Regions from separate parts of the Mus musculus genome. Here region 2 is linked to region 1. Evidence: chromatin loops called from intact Hi-C (ENCODE). Cell type or tissue: left cerebral cortex. All regions are shown on one strand. Each heading gives the region's core, and the rest is flanking DNA. Links, peaks and the distances in the headings are about the cores only.

Region 1 (4,393 bases), core at 110-4,109:
TTTCTTTTCCTTTTTTTGATGTTAATTTTTCAGAGTCGCAGATAACCCTCACCTGCTTTAAACTCCTATATACCTGAGGCTAGTCCTGAATTCTTGATTCTCCTGCCTCCACTTTCCAAGTGCAGAGATCAGTGGGTAAAGGAGCCATCGTGCCTTGTTCTTTTTATTCATTTATTTATTTTCCAATTGAAGTACATTTAAATTATTTCCATTTTTCTTCCCACATCCACTGGATGTGACTACTAAAATAAGTGATCTTATCCTTTCTTCCAGTCCATATTTGTTAGCAGTTTTCTCAAGATACACACAGGCACATACTCATATACATACTCACACACTGGTTTCTAGGAAGCTTATAAAAGTTTTAAGCTCATGAACATTCAATGTCCTTTTAATGTTTCTGGCATCTCTGGCTATCAGGAATGCAATGAAAAACAAGAGAGGGTAATATGGGAAAGAATATTATTAAAATGGATTACATATGAAAATGTTCAAATAAAATCCATTATTTTATATAATGATTATAGTTAACAGCAAAAACCATGATTGTTTTCTAGTAACTCTACTAAATAAAAGAACTTTCCATCTATGTAAGTATTTTTTGTTGTTTTTTTGTTGTTGTTGTTCAGATTTAGTAATAGGACTTTGTAAGTTCATAAAGTACACTGGATATCTCTCCAACTTTTCTTGGTTCTGGAATCATGAATAAAACAGAAAAGTCATGTGTGTGTTTTAGTAGAATTTATGCCTAAAACAAAAATGTCTTTTGTTTTAGTAGAATTTATGCCTGTTATTTTCCAAATTATGTGTTATGTGATCTAAGTCCTCCACATTCTCTCATTTTAAAAATTTAAACTGCTTATTTCTGAGATAAATGGATTTATAGCATTTACTGTGATTATAAGCTGTCAAAACTTTCTTGTTTAGTACTATTAACTTAGTTCATATCTTCAGTTTGAATAGTTCAATAATGTATTTTATAGACCCAATCCTTTATTAATATATTTCTTCTTTTTATGCTTTTACTCTTAGTCATATACCATATAACAACATTATGGCAAGTGACATGTGATATATACAGTGGTGATCCCATAAGTTTTTCTCAGTGACTTGGTAATTTCTGTAAGGACACTATGTTATCAATGTAATGAAATCATCTAACAACCTTTTATCAGAATATATCCCTCGTATTAAATAATGTATAACTGTACAAGATGCCAATGTAGCTTTCCTTTGATTAGTCTTATAAAAATTTTACCCTAATAGTTTCAAGTTTCTTATGCTGTACTTTTCTTATGCCAAAAAAATTTTTTTAAATACTAAGTACCTCTCCATGTTTATTTATAAAATTAACCCATTTATATTTATTGTAAATATAAATGGACTTATTCCTGTCATTTTATTTTTAACCATAATTTCTTCTTCTTCCTTTTGTTTTTCTTGTTTCCATTTCTGCCTTTTGATGAAGTGGATAGGTTCCTTCATTCCATTTCCCACCTCTTAATGGTTTGAATATAATAAATCCAATTCAGTTTAATTCAACTTCAGCATTATTTAATCTTTAACATTCTGTTGTCATACATTCAAACCAAATATTTTTCAAAATAAACATCTGGTACTAATTTGCATTGTATAGCATTCCCTTATACATTTTGAATTTTTTCTGAATTCTCATTTTCACACTATTAAAACTAAATTTCCATTCATTTTATAATAAAGATTAAGTGTGATGTTAGATTAAGCACCAGGCTTCATAAAGAAGTCTTCAGTTATTCATTTCATTTTTTGATTCAACCAAGAATCCTCTGGTCCAAACCATAAAACCATCTTTTCTCTCCTTTGTCTTTCAAAGTCACCTCTTTCATTATCACTTTTATCATCAACTCCATCTACTTTCTCAATTTCTTTGTTGTTTCAAAAATCTTATATCCACTTTACATTTTCTTTTTAAAAAACCTACATCCCACATAGTTTTGAATAGATGGTTTGCCTCTAGATTTAATGAACATCGTTTTCCAGCAACTCAATGCCTTTCTTCATTTATCCTTCAAAATGGCGGACCTAGACAGTCATGATCAGTACCACGTGCGCCTGCGCCTCCAGCGGCCATTTCACCCATCAGCCCAAGCTCCAAGAGTCCGCCCCTTCTGGCGCGTGCGCAGGAGCCCCCAGAGCCTAGTCGCTCCTCCCCCTCTAACTGCGTACGCCTGAAACCGCACGTCCCAGTGCTGTCCCTCCCCCGCAGGCTGTGCACCGCCCCCGCCCCTTTCCCGTGAGATTCTTCCGCCTGGTGGAAGGTCGGTCTTCGCTCGACAGCCTACGCGCTTCAAGTGCAATCCAATAGGCGCTCATGATCCTGGGTCTCCCCATTCAGTCTTATCTGTGAGCCTGTGCGATTTTCTTTCTGGCCTCAAAGTCGATAACCGATTCGGCGGGACTTTTTTGCATAGCGCGAGGCAACAAATGGAAGAATGGAGCTGCGGCGGAGGGATCTACCGACCGCGTTCTGCGCGCTTTAATGGGGGATCGGCTTCGAGTCGTTGCTGAGAGCGGGGGGAAGGGAGGAGGCAGCCAAGGAATTGTTTTTTTTCCTCACCCCGCCCTCTTCAGCATAACCAATAGGAACGTAGAATTTCCTAGGCTGCCCCGCCTATCCCCCGCGACTCAACCAATCATCGGTGGCAGCGGCTCCGAGGGGGCGGGTCCGGGAGGCTGTGCGTGTCTTGTGAGAGAGAGCTCTTGAACCAAGTCAGAGCTAGAGTCGGCTGGGCGGCTGGGCTCTGTTGCCGCCGTCGTGGGTGACTCAGGGAGGCGGGAGGCGGGGTAAGCGCTCCGCGGGCCTCGGCTGCGGGAGACAGAGGGAGAAGGGTGAAGGACCCGCGCGGGCGGTCGCCGCGTCTTCTCGGTTCAAGGCTCAGGACGGGCGGGGGTGCGCCCGAGTCGGCGGCCCGGAAGCGGGGGGCGGGGGCGCGGCAAGTGTCGAGTCGCGAGCGAGTCCACGGCGGCTCCGAGGCCGCTCGGGGCGGGGATCGGTCGCTGAGACGGGCCCTAGGCACTAAGAGGGAGCCTTTTCTTTAACAGGGCGAGGGGACGAACACTTAGGCAAAAGCACTGGCGCCGCGGCTCAGTCCTCCCTTCTCTCTCTCAGTGTCCAGCTTTGAAAGGTTTGGAAAAAGCGAAAGTTGTTGGGGCGAGAGGGTCACGCGGCACTCGGGGGGGTGTTTGCGGGGGGGAGTGCTGGGGGGTTGGGGAGGCGCGGGTGGCAGCTTGGGGCGCGGAGTCCACCTGCGGGGGTGTCACTCCACCGGTCCCTGTCGGCGCTTCGTCTCTTCGGGCCGCCTCCGACCTCGGCCGCCCCCCATCGCATTTTGTTTTTGTGCCTTCTGCAGGGAGGAGCCCTTCCTGCTGGCGTGGAAACCATGGTGCTCACGCTCGGAGAAAGTTGGCCAGTATTGGTGGGGAAGCGATTCCTCAGTCTGTCCGCAGCCGAAGGCAACGAAGGCGGCCAGGACAACTGGGACTTGGAGCGCGTTGCCGAGTGGCCCTGGCTGTCGGGGACCATTCGAGCTGTTTCCCACACCGACGTTACTAAGAAAGACTTGAAGGTAAAAAACAAAAAGACTAAAACAAAATACAAAATCCCTAAACAAACAAACAAAACCGTCTTCTGGGGGCTGGGCAGTCAGACGGTTTTCAGTTACCTTGGTAACGGGACAGTTGAGCGCCCCTCCCTCCCTTTTCTGAAATGGGCCACTAGAAAGTTGGCAGGTGATCAGAAGGTACAGAACTCTAGACCGTGAAAGTCTTTGAAATGGGGTGTAGTGTCAAGGTGTGTTTGACCTAGAGCTCCAGTGGCCTGAGATTAATAATGGGTTTAGGATTGTTCAGACATGCTTCATTAATGCAGGCGCTGGGTCCCCTGGGACAGTCTGATTATGCCCCCAACGGGAGGCGTATTGTTTATTAGTAATAGGTTAAAGAAGTGGATGACAATTAGAATCATTGAAGGCTAGCTTGAAAGTGCTTTCAAAAAAGATGATTTCAGATGATGGTGTTCCTCTTTATTTCTTCATTCAACTTTTTAAACTTTACAACTTGGAAGTGAAGTGTGAATGTAAGGGAAGGAGCTTAGTTGTGTTTATCTATTTAGTTTTGTTTGGCTTGTTCTGGTGGTGGGTATTTGCTGAGGTATGGTTAGTGAGGCAGGAGTAGGTCCCCGGTTGTTAATGAGGATGGGTTGGTGTGGCTACAGCCATATATGGAAGCCTTGGGTGGAGCTGTCCCGTATAGGGTGTTTGAAAGGAAGGGGAGAAATGGAACTTGCATGACCAGTTAACACATTCTGGAACCTTTTTCACTTAGATCTTTTGAAAGGAATGAATCCTACTCTGTG
Region 2 (4,393 bases), core at 117-4,116, 140 kb before region 1:
GGTTCTTCTTTGAGCTAACAAACTAATGACTACTAACAAACATCCAACATCCCCCTGAATGACCACCGACCACCAACTCCATCTCTTGGGGCCCTAGCATTTATATACCTTCTGAAAACTTCACAGGATTGGAAGCATCACACAATCAAAAACACTACCTGCAGGGGATTAAAATGGAAACAGATTCTCATAATATTTCTGTGTTTGCCTGTTTAATGTATATGAGTACACTGTAACTGTTTTCAAACACACCAGAAGAGGGCATTGGATGCTGTTGCTGGGAATTGAACTCAGGACCTCTTAACCACTGAGCCATCTCTCCAGCCCTATTCCTGTGCTTTTAAAAGAATAAAAGAAACTAAAATTGCAGAAGTCTCACTACAGAAGTATATATATATCACTATTAAAGGAAACCACTTACCCGTTGAAATAAAGAAGAACCACAAGGGGTCTCCTGCAACAGAACAACCCTTTCTACACAGGGCTTTGATTTTTTCCCTTGCTAGAAGCAGCATCAGTTACCTTTTCTTTTGAAGACAATGTGGGATGAACAAACTTCCTGTACAGGAGGCTGGATCCTTTTGTATAGGGAGACAGCAGCCAGGCTACAAACGCTATTTTTAGTTCATAATAGAATGGAAACCTGGAAAAATAAGAAAATATACCTTCCATTAGGTTCTCCACAGCACTGTTTAAAGCCTGTTAAAAAAAAAAAAAAGACCGGGGTTGGCATGGATGCCCCCATCTCATACAGGTATGGCCAGGTTCCCAGAGTCCTCATCCTCCACCTGCGGAAGGCATGTGCACACACGTGCACTTCTACACACTTGAGACCTCGCCCTAAAAGCCAACTCGTGTTTCGTTTTGATTCTGTTTCTCAAGAGAAGCAGGAAGGCAGGCTCACTTCAGCAGTTACAGCATGGCCTTGCCTGGCAGCAGCTAACAGCTTCTGCAGGGCTATGCTAACTGGGGTTGGCACGTTGATCCAGCTGCAGCTTGTAGACTCAGAAGGTCAAGTCTGTGTCTGGGCACTGGTCATTCAGCCTTCACTGTTTGTGGCCAGGAGACACAGAGGCCAGGCCAGGCCAGGCCAGGGGGAATTACAGCAGGGTGAAGCTGGCAGTGTCTCCACAATGGCCAGGCACCTCTTTCTTGTTTCAATAAAGGCAGGGAGAGGAGTCCAACTCCTACCAAGGAGTCCTGCTTCCTCTACTCAATGTCAGGCAGAGATCTTAATCTTTTTTGTGTGTGCCAAAAGAAAGAAGAGTGAGGGATAACATACATGCTGGACTCCCACACACCCTCAGGCCCATTCATCCATTTGTCCTACAAACACTGGCCCCCACTGCACCTATCTGTGCCATCTTATATAAGGTGGGGGTTGGAGGAGTGGCAGAGACTCCCTGCAATACTGGAGCTTCCAGACAGAGACAAGATTCTGGCAGCTTGGGCTGAAGAGGGAGTGGAGCTGGGAAAACGCTTGCTTTTGCAAGTGTGATGAGCTGAGCGTGATCCACAGATGTCACAAAGAAAAAAAAAAGCCAGATGGTGTAGCGTGTACTTGTAATCCTAGCAGTAGAGAGGCAGAGACAGGCGGATCCCTAGGATACTGGCCAGCCACTTTAGTCTACTCGAGTCACAGGCCGTTGAGACCCTGTCTTAAAAACAAAACAAAACAAAACAAAACAAAAAAGTCTATGTGCCTCAGGAACCACATCTGAAGCTGTTTTCTGGTATATAAATACATGGATGTGTACCTACAGAAACACCAACACACACACACACACACACACACACACACACACCCTCCTTCAGAAACAGCAAGACACAGAGAAAGAGGATGGAGATATGAGGGGAGGAAGAGGGGGAGGGGAGGGGAAGGGGGAGAAATAGTCAGATGTCCTTGAATTTAGGGGTCCAGTTAGAGATTGACTGATAAAATAACATCAACCTGAGACAAGTGTCCTGGTGTGTCTCTTCTACTCTACATCAAGTCTTTGAAAAAATGGAAAAGCCAAGCCCCTCAGGTTGATGCAGATCACTGGGGCCATGGTGTGGTAAGCAGAGTTTAACCCAGATTTCAACCCCACCTCTCCAGTCTCTAGCTGGTGCTGTGAATAACCTGCACAATTGCATTGACAGCATCTCGAGGCTTTGTTGACTCTGGAGGAAGTGTCCTCGCCAGGGTAAGCCACTTCCTAGATCTAGCCAAGAAAGAGCTCCCAGTACTAGCACAGGCTCCTTCTGAACTTTCTTACTTTTTTTTTCTAATATTTTACTTTTAAATTGTGTGTATGTGTATCTATGTGTAGGTTTATGCATGTGAGTGCAGTGACTCTGGAGGCCACAAGAGGGCGTCAGATCCCTCTGAAGTTATAGTTACAGGAGATTGTGAGCCACCTAACATGAGTGTTGGGAACCTAATTCTAGTCCTCTGCGAGAGGAGCAAGCACTCTTAACTGCTGAGCCTTCTCTCTAGCACCCTCCCGACCCTGGAAATGAGAAAGGGCTGGTGAGTAAGGAAAAGGTCTATGCTCAAAGACCTTTAGCTTTTACATGCAGGTCAATAGTCTAGAGCCTGCAGGATCTCACACTCTCAGCCACTGTGCATATGCTTGCATTTCCCCATACCAGGACCAGATAGCCAGAGATGCTCCTATCTCTCAGAACCACTTACAATAGCGAACCCAAATCCTTCTCACGGAACCATGCTGACAGCAAGCCTCTGCCTCCAGAACCATCCTGGTACCTCCCCTAGTGGCCTTGTGTGGTGCTGCACTTCCTATTACTAGGGATCTTTGATGTGGACAAACATCTCCCTCCTGCCAGCCATTTTCAGGTCCTCAAGTCTGACCACACCTACTTAAAACAAACCCCAGACATCCTTACTTAAAATAAGATGCGGTGGGTAAAAGGGTCTCTTACGCTAGTCTGAGGGACCAAAAAGTAAGTCTTTCCCAGGCATCCTTCCCAGATGAAAGAAGCTAAAAATGAAAGCAACCCCTAGCGAGTCATTTCAGAGCCCTTCCAAACTCATACAGCTCCCTCTCCTCAGACAGCGGCCCACCTCACCAAAGCCCCTCTGCTTTCTGGCTTTAGCAGGCTCTTCCTGAATATTCACCAGTAACTGGGGTGAGGGTGGGGTTCTTCCCCGGCAAAGTCGGTTCATCTTTCACAGCTACAAAAGACCAGGGCTGAAAGAGGGGAGGCGTGATCGATGCTCCCCACCCCCAGAGTGGGACACAGCGCTCATTAAGAATGGAGGAACTTTTGTTTTGAAGACAAATTATTAGCCAGTCCAAGGGGAAAGCTACTGAATCCAGCAAGTTCACATACCAGCCTAAGAAACACAGACAGTCCCAAGGACAGCCATCAATCACACTAGAGCTCTCCTAGTTATTGTGTAAAAGAAATTTTTAAAAAGTAGGTCATGCATGCGCATAGTTAAGAAATGCTAAAGAATCCGAGAGCATACAGAGCTTCCCTCCCACCCAGGCCCTCTAGACTCTCTTCTTAATCTTTATTGGGCTAGGCCTATTCAATCAGGTGGGTACCTGTGATTCCCTTAACTGCCTGTTGGTGGCATTCTCTGTTCTCTATACCCCCGACACCTTGCTTTCCCTAATCTGCCCAGAATCAACAGTATACATTGGGGACCATCTCATACCAGAACATGGAAAGCTCCCGTCTCTTTCATAGCTTCCTATACATGTGTAAGCATCTCCCGGGGAAAGAGATTGATGACAAGCATCCATCATAAGCCAAGCTTCCAGCAAACCTCCCTGTATGTGCTTCTCTCTGTATGCACACCAGTGAGGCTATGGTCCGGGTACTCAGGAGTGGATGATCTGTATGCACTTTGTAGATAGCAGGAAACCGTCATTTAGATCTGAGTAACCACATTCTCACTGCACAGCCAACTAAGAGCCTCTGTCCCAGGCTACAGCATTAGCATTTAGGAAATACATATGTCTATTTGACCTTCCCAGGGGCCCCTCTGGACTGCCCAGCCTACCTTGATTCCCTGAACCATTTGCTATATAGATCACTTGTTTTTTTTTAGAATCTTTTTAGCATAATCCATCCACCCACACTGATGCAGCTTTTAAAAGCTTCAGCAAGAAGTCTGAAAAGATGTCCCTTGCTCCCCAGAGGACCGGAGTTTGGCTCCCAGCACCATGCTGGGAGACTCACAAATGCTTACACCTCCATCTCTGGAGAATCTGACACTCCTTCTTCACATATGCCTATAACGAGTGCAGACACATTCGTATACTCTCTCACACGCAAATACACTCCTAATACCTTTAAAAAGCAACAATAAAAAGTTTCCTGTTTCTGGACCTTTTGGTTCATTCCTTGGGCCTTCACTAGGCAGACCAACAGAGCATAG

What was found. Hi-C counts contacts between places; a loop is a spot of excess contacts. Peaks named below come from ENCODE experiments on the same cell type or tissue, not always from the same donor. Only the 100,000 strongest peaks of a DNase experiment are listed, where the experiment ranks them.
Region 2: it touches region 1 in a loop (5-fold over the local background); 2 of 42 quality-filtered maps call a loop at or near these places.

The regions. Positions count from the first base shown.
Region 1 is chr6:71,631,268-71,635,660 of GRCm38, reverse strand. Kdm3a (lysine (K)-specific demethylase 3A) reads left to right here and starts at 2,744. Exons shown (of 27, transcript NM_001038695.3): 1 at 2,744-2,823; 2 at 3,082-3,164; 3 at 3,390-3,605. The coding sequence starts at 3,420. In left cerebral cortex, for the core only: a CTCF peak has its summit at 2,117; DNase peaks (open chromatin) are centred at 2,169, 2,644 and 3,380; H3K4me3 peaks cover 2,284 bases; H3K27ac peaks cover 2,180 bases.
Region 2 is chr6:71,769,438-71,773,830 of GRCm38, reverse strand. It overlaps Reep1 (receptor accessory protein 1), which reads right to left. Exons shown (of 7, transcript NM_178608.4): 4 at 523-643. Among named protein-coding and RNA genes, the nearest start is that of Mrpl35, 52 kb to the left of the region's middle. In left cerebral cortex, for the core only: CTCF peaks have their summits at 1,439, 2,341 (motif pointing right), 3,376 and 3,577; DNase peaks (open chromatin) are centred at 954, 1,440 and 3,728; H3K27ac peaks cover 1,828 bases.